2 separate regions of the Homo sapiens genome follow, and region 1 is linked to region 2. A link is a contact called in ENCODE Hi-C or POLR2A ChIA-PET data. All regions are on one chromosome and are shown on one strand. Each heading gives the region's core, a stretch centred on a gene start or an enhancer-like site at or near the end of the contact. The rest is flanking DNA. Distances are from core to core; before and after follow the strand shown.

Evidence for each region. A loop is a pair of places that touch in the nucleus more often than their neighbours do. ChIA-PET counts read pairs that join two places held with the same protein, here RNA polymerase II (POLR2A). Pooled maps may share reads with other maps.
Region 1: a pooled map shows a loop between it and region 2 (2.0-fold over the local background). The contact joins two enhancer-like sites. A Hi-C loop is called at or near these places in 10 of 50 pooled maps. POLR2A ChIA-PET finds 5 or more read pairs at or near these places in 2 of 52 experiments (activated CD4-positive, alpha-beta T cell and activated T-cell).

Annotation. Positions count from the first base shown.
Region 1 is chr21:35,220,266-35,224,451 of GRCh38, forward strand. All of the region lies in intron 1 of LOC124905015 (a long non-coding RNA gene), which reads right to left. Among named protein-coding and RNA genes, the nearest start is that of RUNX1, 170 kb to the left of the region's middle. Within about 2 kb of position 2,391, at least 3 of the 41 ENCODE cell types and tissues checked have a DNase peak (open chromatin) inside an H3K27ac peak, as active enhancers do.
Region 2 is chr21:35,101,543-35,105,559 of GRCh38, forward strand. No RefSeq gene overlaps it. Among named protein-coding and RNA genes, the nearest start is that of RUNX1, 54 kb to the left of the region's middle. RefSeq lists a silencer at 3,689-3,867. Within about 2 kb of position 1,594, at least 6 of the 41 ENCODE cell types and tissues checked have a DNase peak (open chromatin) inside an H3K27ac peak, as active enhancers do.

The DNA.
Region 1 (4,186 bases), core at 1,141-3,640, 120 kb after region 2:
GACAAATACCTAATGCATGAGGGGCCTAAAGTCTAGATGACGGGTTGATAGGGGCAGCAAACCACTATGGCACATGTATACCTATGTAACAAACCTGCACTTTCTGCACATGTATCCCAGAACTTAAAGTAAAATAATAAAAAAAAATGCAGTACAATCACATCTTCAGAGGGCTGAGAGAAAGTTGCCATCAAACTGCAAACTGACTCAAGGAAGAGAAATGTGTTCAAAAACAGCATGGGGTAGATTGGAATGTCCCAGCTCTAATCTAAGAGACATGTGTTTCTGTAGGGATGACAGACTCTGCCTCAACACATTTTGAATTATCCAGAACACTGATATTTGCAGATACATTTTGGTTCTGTAATAATGAATAAAGGCAAATTGTTCATTCAAGAGGTATTTGTTGAATAACTTTCATTTTATAGCATTGTGGAAATGTCTTTCAGCAAAATAAACATATTTTCACACAAGCAACAGCAAGAGAATCTATTACCAGCAGGTCCTCACTAATAGAACTTCTTTAGGATGTATGTTCAAAGGAAAGGAAGATGGCCCCAGAATCCAGATACAGATAAAGGATTGATGAGCAAAGAAAACACGTGGATCTCACAAATATAATGTGAAGCAAAAATGGCACTGACAGATTATTCGTTCATCAGAGAACCACGTATAAAAAGTTCAAATACTCAAACATATCTTGACTGGGGGCACATACATAGGAGGAAACCTATAAGGAAAACCAGGCAATAAATACACGAATTTCAGATCATGTTCACCTGTTGAAGGAGAAAGCAGAGAGTGTCACTGCATTTTTATGTTCTTCTGGAGCATACTCATAGATCTACCATGGACCAAGAACCACTGTGCCTGTATGACTGGCTATAGGACAAGAACAATTGCAATGAGGTGCTTGTCTTCAAGGAGCTTACTACAGTCTAGTGGGAGAGGAAAGCCATGACTCTATAGCTCAGGACATGCTGATAGCATAAATGCACACAAATCCACCCATACTTTACTTTGATATCCCTTTCTGGTTGACCCTCAACCTGAGTGCCAGACTCCCTTCAATACCCAAACATACCATATGTATCAGATGAATGAATGAATGAGTAGAGGAGTGCTTATTTTATATTCTGTATATCTTGCATATAAATCATAGGCACACATATTGTTTGGTGTATTTGAAACATTTAATAGCATAAAATATTTAAATAATCTTTCAGAATCCACCTTGAGAGTTGCGGATAATAATATATTTTGAACAGAAATTTCAAAATGTGCCTCAGTCTAATATGTATTTGTCCCTGCAAAAAGCTGGGAAGGTAAGAATGGAAGTGGAAAAGGATAAAACATGTCAATTTAGAGAAGACTTTTCCCTATCTGGCATCCCTTGAAATCAACAGTTAGATAATAGATAAACTACATGGGGAAATTTTGTACCATTTGAGGGTGTAATCTGCCACATTATTTCATGAGAAAGTTTGGTCATGTGGTCTTTGGTCATGTGGTCTTTTTTTTTTCTTTCCTTCTTTGCAGTGACCTACAGGAAGCTCAAAGCTGTGTGTTCAGCTGCTCTGGCTTTCTTCATGGTGGGGCTTAGCATTGATTCCCTCTCCTGATGGCTCCCTATGGCACTCCAAGGCTGAGACATATTTGAGGCTGGTATGTTTGGGTATGGAAGGGAGTCTGGCACTCGGGTGGAGGGTAAGCCTGAAAGGGATATTAAAGTAAAGGATGGGTACAGTTATCTGTATTTAGGCTATCAGCATGTCCTGAGCTTTACTGCCATGGCTTTTCCCTCCCACTGGACTGTAAGCTCCTTGAAGACAAGGGCCTCATTGCAATTGTTCTTCATCCTGTAGCTGGTCATGCAGGCACAGTGGTGCATGGTGTGTGGTAGATCTATAAATACATATCAAATGAATGAATGACATACCATGGACAGCTCTCTTCCTATCCTATTGCTAGAGCACATGGGCTCGCAGGCAGGTGAGTGAACACAAACATGTGTGCACCCCACACACACACACACGTACAAACTCACACATCCATCATTTACATGCAGAAGTTACATTATACTTTCATGCCACCATCTGAGAATTCCAAAGAGAATATCAGGTGAAATACGTTAAATTACTTTTGCACATGCTACAGGTCATGAGAGTATGAGTTCATGAGAAAGGAGACACTGAAACTGAATTAGCAACAGAGAGCAGAGGTTGTGCTGAAGGGAAAGCAATGTTAATGCCAGGAAGGAGTCTGGTGTTGTACGTGGGAAATTTGGGATAAACTGCATGGATTTTACAGCCTTCCAGGGAGGCAGAGTGCTGGAGTAGGTTCAGAAAGCATTTCTGAAAACCTCTTTCTTCTAGTCACCCTGCCTAATTTCCTCTGACTCTGTCCTCCCCTGGCTGCATTTCCTGTTTCTGGTTAGAACTCTGACCTAAGTTTCTTTATTTCGGAACTAAGCAGAATTACTTGTTTCAGTGAATACATTTGTGGACCACAGCAATGGGGAGAAAGGAGCCTGAGAAAAGTGTTCCTCCGGCCCTTGAGGTCAAAGACCTGTAGGAAGTGGTATGGCAATGACCTTCAGTGACAGCAAGCCCGTGATGTGACTTCAGCAAAGTGGGATGGGCCATTTTCACTCACTGAGCTTGTCAGATGACCTTTTCTTGATTCACCATTACCTGGAGAGTTTATCCAACTGCTGGGACACAGGAGATGTGAAGAAATGGGTATACTGGTTTGAAGGATAAATTTGCCTTCTAGCTGAACAGAAATCTGAGAGCTGCTGAATCACCTGCAAAATTATATCTTGTTCTGTAGTTTGTTTCCTAAGTTTCCTGGGATTTGATTAGTCAGGAAAAGACCACACCACTAGCAGGGGAAGTCCAGGAACAAGGGAGCCAATGAGTTCTGTGTCCTACTTAAATGAACCTTGAAGGTATCCAGGAGAATCCTTCCTTCTAGCTATGGAAAGATGGGAGATGGGGCAAAGTGATGCCCAGTCATGGCCAAGAAAGATCTGATGTTTCTACAAACAGCTCTCCCTTTCTTGCATATCTACCTAAACTGGAGACCCTTTTATCTTCTGCCAGCCTGCTTCAAGGCTTTTTTTTTTTTTTTTTTTTTTTTGGTGGAAATAAGTTAGGTGGGTGGGAAAGGAAGAAATGCAAAGTTGTGTCTGCCTGTGATTAATCTTCTCCAGAACACACCTGGGTCTTAGAATCACAGAGGCTTTGGATCGGAGGGGGCTGAGCCGAGCAAATTGTTCGGGAGTGGGTAGAAGGATAAGAGGTCAGGTGGGTAGATGGAGAGGGCCTCATGGAGGGACTTCCCCATAAATGCAGCTCCTGCATCCACAGTCCTTTCAAATGTGCTGTGCTTCACTAAGATCAAATGCATGGGAACTGGGCAGTTTTCCAACTTGTCCTTAATTGTACTCTTGCTAGCATGGCTTTATTAGTGGGTTCTAAGTGTTGTGAATGCCAAGAAAATCGGACATCATAGAATAAAGGCTATATTTTACAACCAAATATTAAGCATACCTTTCATGTATTACTGTTTCCCAGTGGACTGCAACATTTTTACATCTATTATTACATTTATCCTCACTACCTCCGTATGAATTATGCAGGGACTTATGCTCATTTTTCACATAACTAAACTGCAAATCAGAGAGGTTAAGTAATTTGCTCCAGGTCACACAGCTACTAAGTGAAAGAATCAGGACAAGTATTCAGATCTTCTTTTTACACTAGCAGTTTGGTTCTGTCCATCCACTACTGATGGAGATTTAACTATGATACGGTTACAAGAAAACAAATAATTTCCTCATTGACAATTTTTCCTGAAGGGCTCTCTTCCCAATACAATTCCCTTCTCAATACAGTTGACCAGTATTTAAATGAGTCAATATCCCCGAAAGTTGAAAATATCAGAAATTCTGGATTGTTAAAAAAAAAATACGTCTTCTGGATAATTCTCGGGAAATGCTGTAGAAAGAGATCTGTTTTTGTCATACTCTCTGGGACAGTCGGTTCAAGTCTCTGCTTTCTTTAGGGCCAGTCCATCCATTAGAGAAGCAAATCAAGTTCTAGAGAGGGTGGTACATTGTCCAAACTTATGAAAGACTCTACTCAAAGGTGGACATGGAACTGTGACCCAGAAACCGTGAGTC
Region 2 (4,017 bases), core at 344-2,843:
AATACAACCATCCACCCTTCCTACACCTGGACTACTGGTGAAGCTCACATACCATGAGGGTTGGTGCCCTATGCAGCTATAGCCTCCAGCTTGAACTGGAAGCTCAGCTATATCCCACTCTCCTTCCACAGGTCCCATAATACCTTCCTCTTCCATTCCCCTAAATCATTGTTTCTCTACAGTCTTCAAATCCCCCTTGGAACTATCTCTTCTCTTTCTTTTAGGGGGTGACAGGTCTTCTTAATACTCCAATTAATGAAAACTGACTCAAAGTGACACCTTCAGTGCTCTGTCTCAAGCACTGGTTACAGATGGACCTACTCTCAGAGCCCTGAAATTTCCATGGAAAAAGTGATACCCACTTCTCACAGCTAATGTTCCCACATGGACTCCAGTTCCTATCCCCTACTTGCATCCTTCAGGGTCATGCCTTATTAATCATCTCATTATCTTTCATTTCTAGTAACTTTCGTTCTATTGCCTCTTCCCTCTAAGCACATATAATAACTATGTTTAAATCTCCATCCACAAACCAAATTAAAAATAAGAACAAAGCACAAAATTCATCCTTGATCTTATATCTTTCTATACTGTCCACTTTCTCTTTTGCTTCCATCACAGGCAAATTTTTGGAATTAATTAATGCTCTCCCTCATCTCATAAACCTTCTGGGGACCTTGTTTCTGTTCCAGCATGCCACTCAAACTATCTTTAAATTACTGGGACTTTCCTATTCTCATGCACATTTGTTTCATGTTCTTCAACTTCTACAGGTGCTTTGTTGGGAGAAATTATCTCCTAGATTTCTATGATAGTTTACTCCAGGTTAACTCTTTCCTCCTCCCACCATTTCTTCTCATGATCTTCAACAGGTTTCTCTTCCTCTGCTTTTCTTTAAAGTGTTTCTCAATCCAAGAGCCCTATCGGAATCCTGCAAAACCTACCACTGAGTTCTCCTTGATGAAGTGTTTCCTAAATGAATCCCTTAACCAATTGAACTCTCTCATTTAGAGATACCCAATACTATGGAAATTTACCATCCTGATCATCATTTGTTCTTTGTATACTTTCCTTATCTGGCCCATGAGTTCCTCATGAGCAGGGTCATGGCCCTATGTCTGGTTGTGGCTTACAGAGAAGACAGCCAGTCAGTACTTGTTTAATGTAACCCAGTTGAGCTGTTATCCTTTCTCTCTGTTGTCTGTTTACATTATATATTAGCTGCCCTTACAGAAGATCTGTCCTGCCTTTGTTCTTTTACTTGACTCTCATTTTAGGTCTTAGCAAATTTTGCAAACTTCTTTGAAGCACAAAGATTCTCAACACTATTTCTTACTTGCATTTATGTTCATCTTCTTTCCTTTTTTTTTTTTTTTTTGTACAAGTGTTCTTACGTCTGACTTTACCAGAGAATTTCCTGTTTGGCTACCTCTTGAGATACTTCCCCATTTTCTTCCCAGTCGGGATTGTGCTATGAACAAGGACCCTTCCCTCTCCAGACTTGTTTCATGCTCACGTCTTAGAATTCCACCAATCTTTGCTCTAAGCTTTTAGAGTTCTGCCTCCTCAAAAGGCGGTCACCCACCTGACAATACCCAGCTCACCCATGGTTGGCTGTGGGAGGCTCTAGAGTAACCTGCTCCTTTTATCTCCAGGGCCCCCGTCACTTCCTCCTTGGTTAGAATAGATCCAGAGAAGCAGCTCTGCCTCGCTTCCTCTTTGGACTGAAGTCGATTTCTAGCAGCTGTCCCTGTGGGCTCCCTGCACCCGGGCCCCTCCCTCTGCAGTCACCCAACCTCTCTGGCAGCATCTGTGCTGTTTGATCCATGCCTGGAAAACATCAGTGCTTCCTCCATCTGGATGGGTGGTCTCCAGCATCGTCCCACTCTCCCTCCCTCCTTTAATCTTCAACCAAACTCTCTGTGCACATTCTTCCATCATGGTCACACATTTCACTCCAGGTGTATATGGCTTTGACTGGCTTAGCTATTGATCCTATTTCTTTTGAACATGGCATTTCCTAGACCTTGGTGTTCTAGGCCAATTAAAAACCTGCTTCCTTATATCCTGGTGAGGGCAAATAATGGTGTTTACCTTCCTGCATTAATATCCAACATGCATTTTATTTGTTAACTATATTTTATCCCTACTCATTTGGTACATGAACATAATCACTCATTCTGTGCCTCTTCAAGTTATTCCTGACTGTGAATTACTTGACACCACTAGTATTATTTTTCTCTGTAAACTTTCCCAATATTTATTTGATACTACACATTTTGCAGAACAAAGCCTCGATTATTTTTATTCTTTATTTTTTAATTTTGACTTTTAAAGTTCCTTATTTTCTATTTATTATTCTATTGTTCTATACAACAAAGTTAATTATTACTGTTAACTTTTTTAAAAAAAAACTTTTAAGTTCAAGGGTACAAGTGCAGGTTTGTTACACAGGTCAACTTGTGTCATAGGGGTTTGTTGTACAGATTATCTTATCACCCAGGTATTAAGCCTACTACCCAACAGTTATTTTTCCTGATTGTCTCCCTCCTCCTACCTTCCAAACTCCAAAAGGCCCCATTGTGTGTTGTTTCTTTCTGTGTGTCCATGTGTCCTCATCACTTAACTCCCACTTATAAGTGAGAACTTGTGGTATTTGGTTTTCCATTCCTGTGTTAGTTTGCTAAGGATAATGGCCTCCAGCTCTATCCATGTCCCTGCAAAGGACATGATCTTGTTCTCTTTTATGGCTGCGTAGTATTCCATCATGTATATGTACCATATTTTCTTTATCCAGACTATTATTTATGGACATTTAGGTTGATTCCATGTCTTTGCTATTGTGAATAGTGTTGAATAACTTAGTTCAGCCATTGTGGAAGACAGTGTGACATTTCCTCAAAGACTTAAAAACGGAAATACCATTCAACCCAGCAATCCCATTACTGGGTAAATACCTAAAGGGAGAACATTATTTTTTATTACTATTATTATTTGACCATTTTGGGAGGTTATCTTCACGATTTATACATGATTTTCAGGAACCCCTATTTCAGTACAATAATTTATGATGCAGAAAATTAAATCCCGTCCTGAGGATAATAGTAATAGTAGTATTAGTGGCAACAGCACTAGCAATAGTAGTAGTTATTCTATTAAATATCCAATACATATTTATTAAGCACCTATTATGGGCCAAGCACCCTGTTATATGTAGGGGAGAAAACAGTGGAATACATTCAAACTGTCCCTGACCCAGTGGAGTCTGCTGTCTCCTGAGGGGCTCACATATTCACATGAATAAAAATAAAAGTTAGACCTATGGTACAGGCATGGCAGAGGCTACTGGTCACCCCCCACTAACCCAATCCATCTGTAGATTTTTAGGGGTAGAACCTCTGAGGTAGCTGGACTCATGGCTGCTCAGCCAGAGACAGAGGCCATATCTCCCTCTTAACTGAGAGGGAGCATTCTATTTAATAAGCACTTCTACTGCACTCCCTGACCGCTAGCCACTGTCCTAAGTCCTTTAAGCATACTAGCTCGTCTTATCTTCTTGAGAACACTTTGAGGTAGACAGATGAGGAAACAAAGGAACAGAGAGGTTGAATATTTTAAGTCACACATCTCTTTTTCTTAGAGATGAAGTCTCACTCTGTTGCCCAGGCTGGAGTGCACTGGCATAATCTTGGCTCACCGTCACCTCCATCTCCTGGGTTCAAGAAATTCTCCAGCATCAGCCTCCCGAGTAGCTGGGACTACAGGTGCGCCCCACCATGCCTGGCTAATTTTTGTATTTTTAGTAGAGAAGAGGTTTCACCATGATGACCAGGCTGGTCTCGAACTCCTGACCTCAAGTGATCTGCCTGTCTCAGCCTCCCAAAGTGCTGGGATTATAGGCGTGAGCCACTGCGCCTGGCCTAAAGTCACACACCTCTTAAGGGAAGTAGCTAGAGTACAAATCCAGCCAGTCTAGCTTCAGAGTCAATGCTCCCTGTGTCTATGTATAGGCATAGA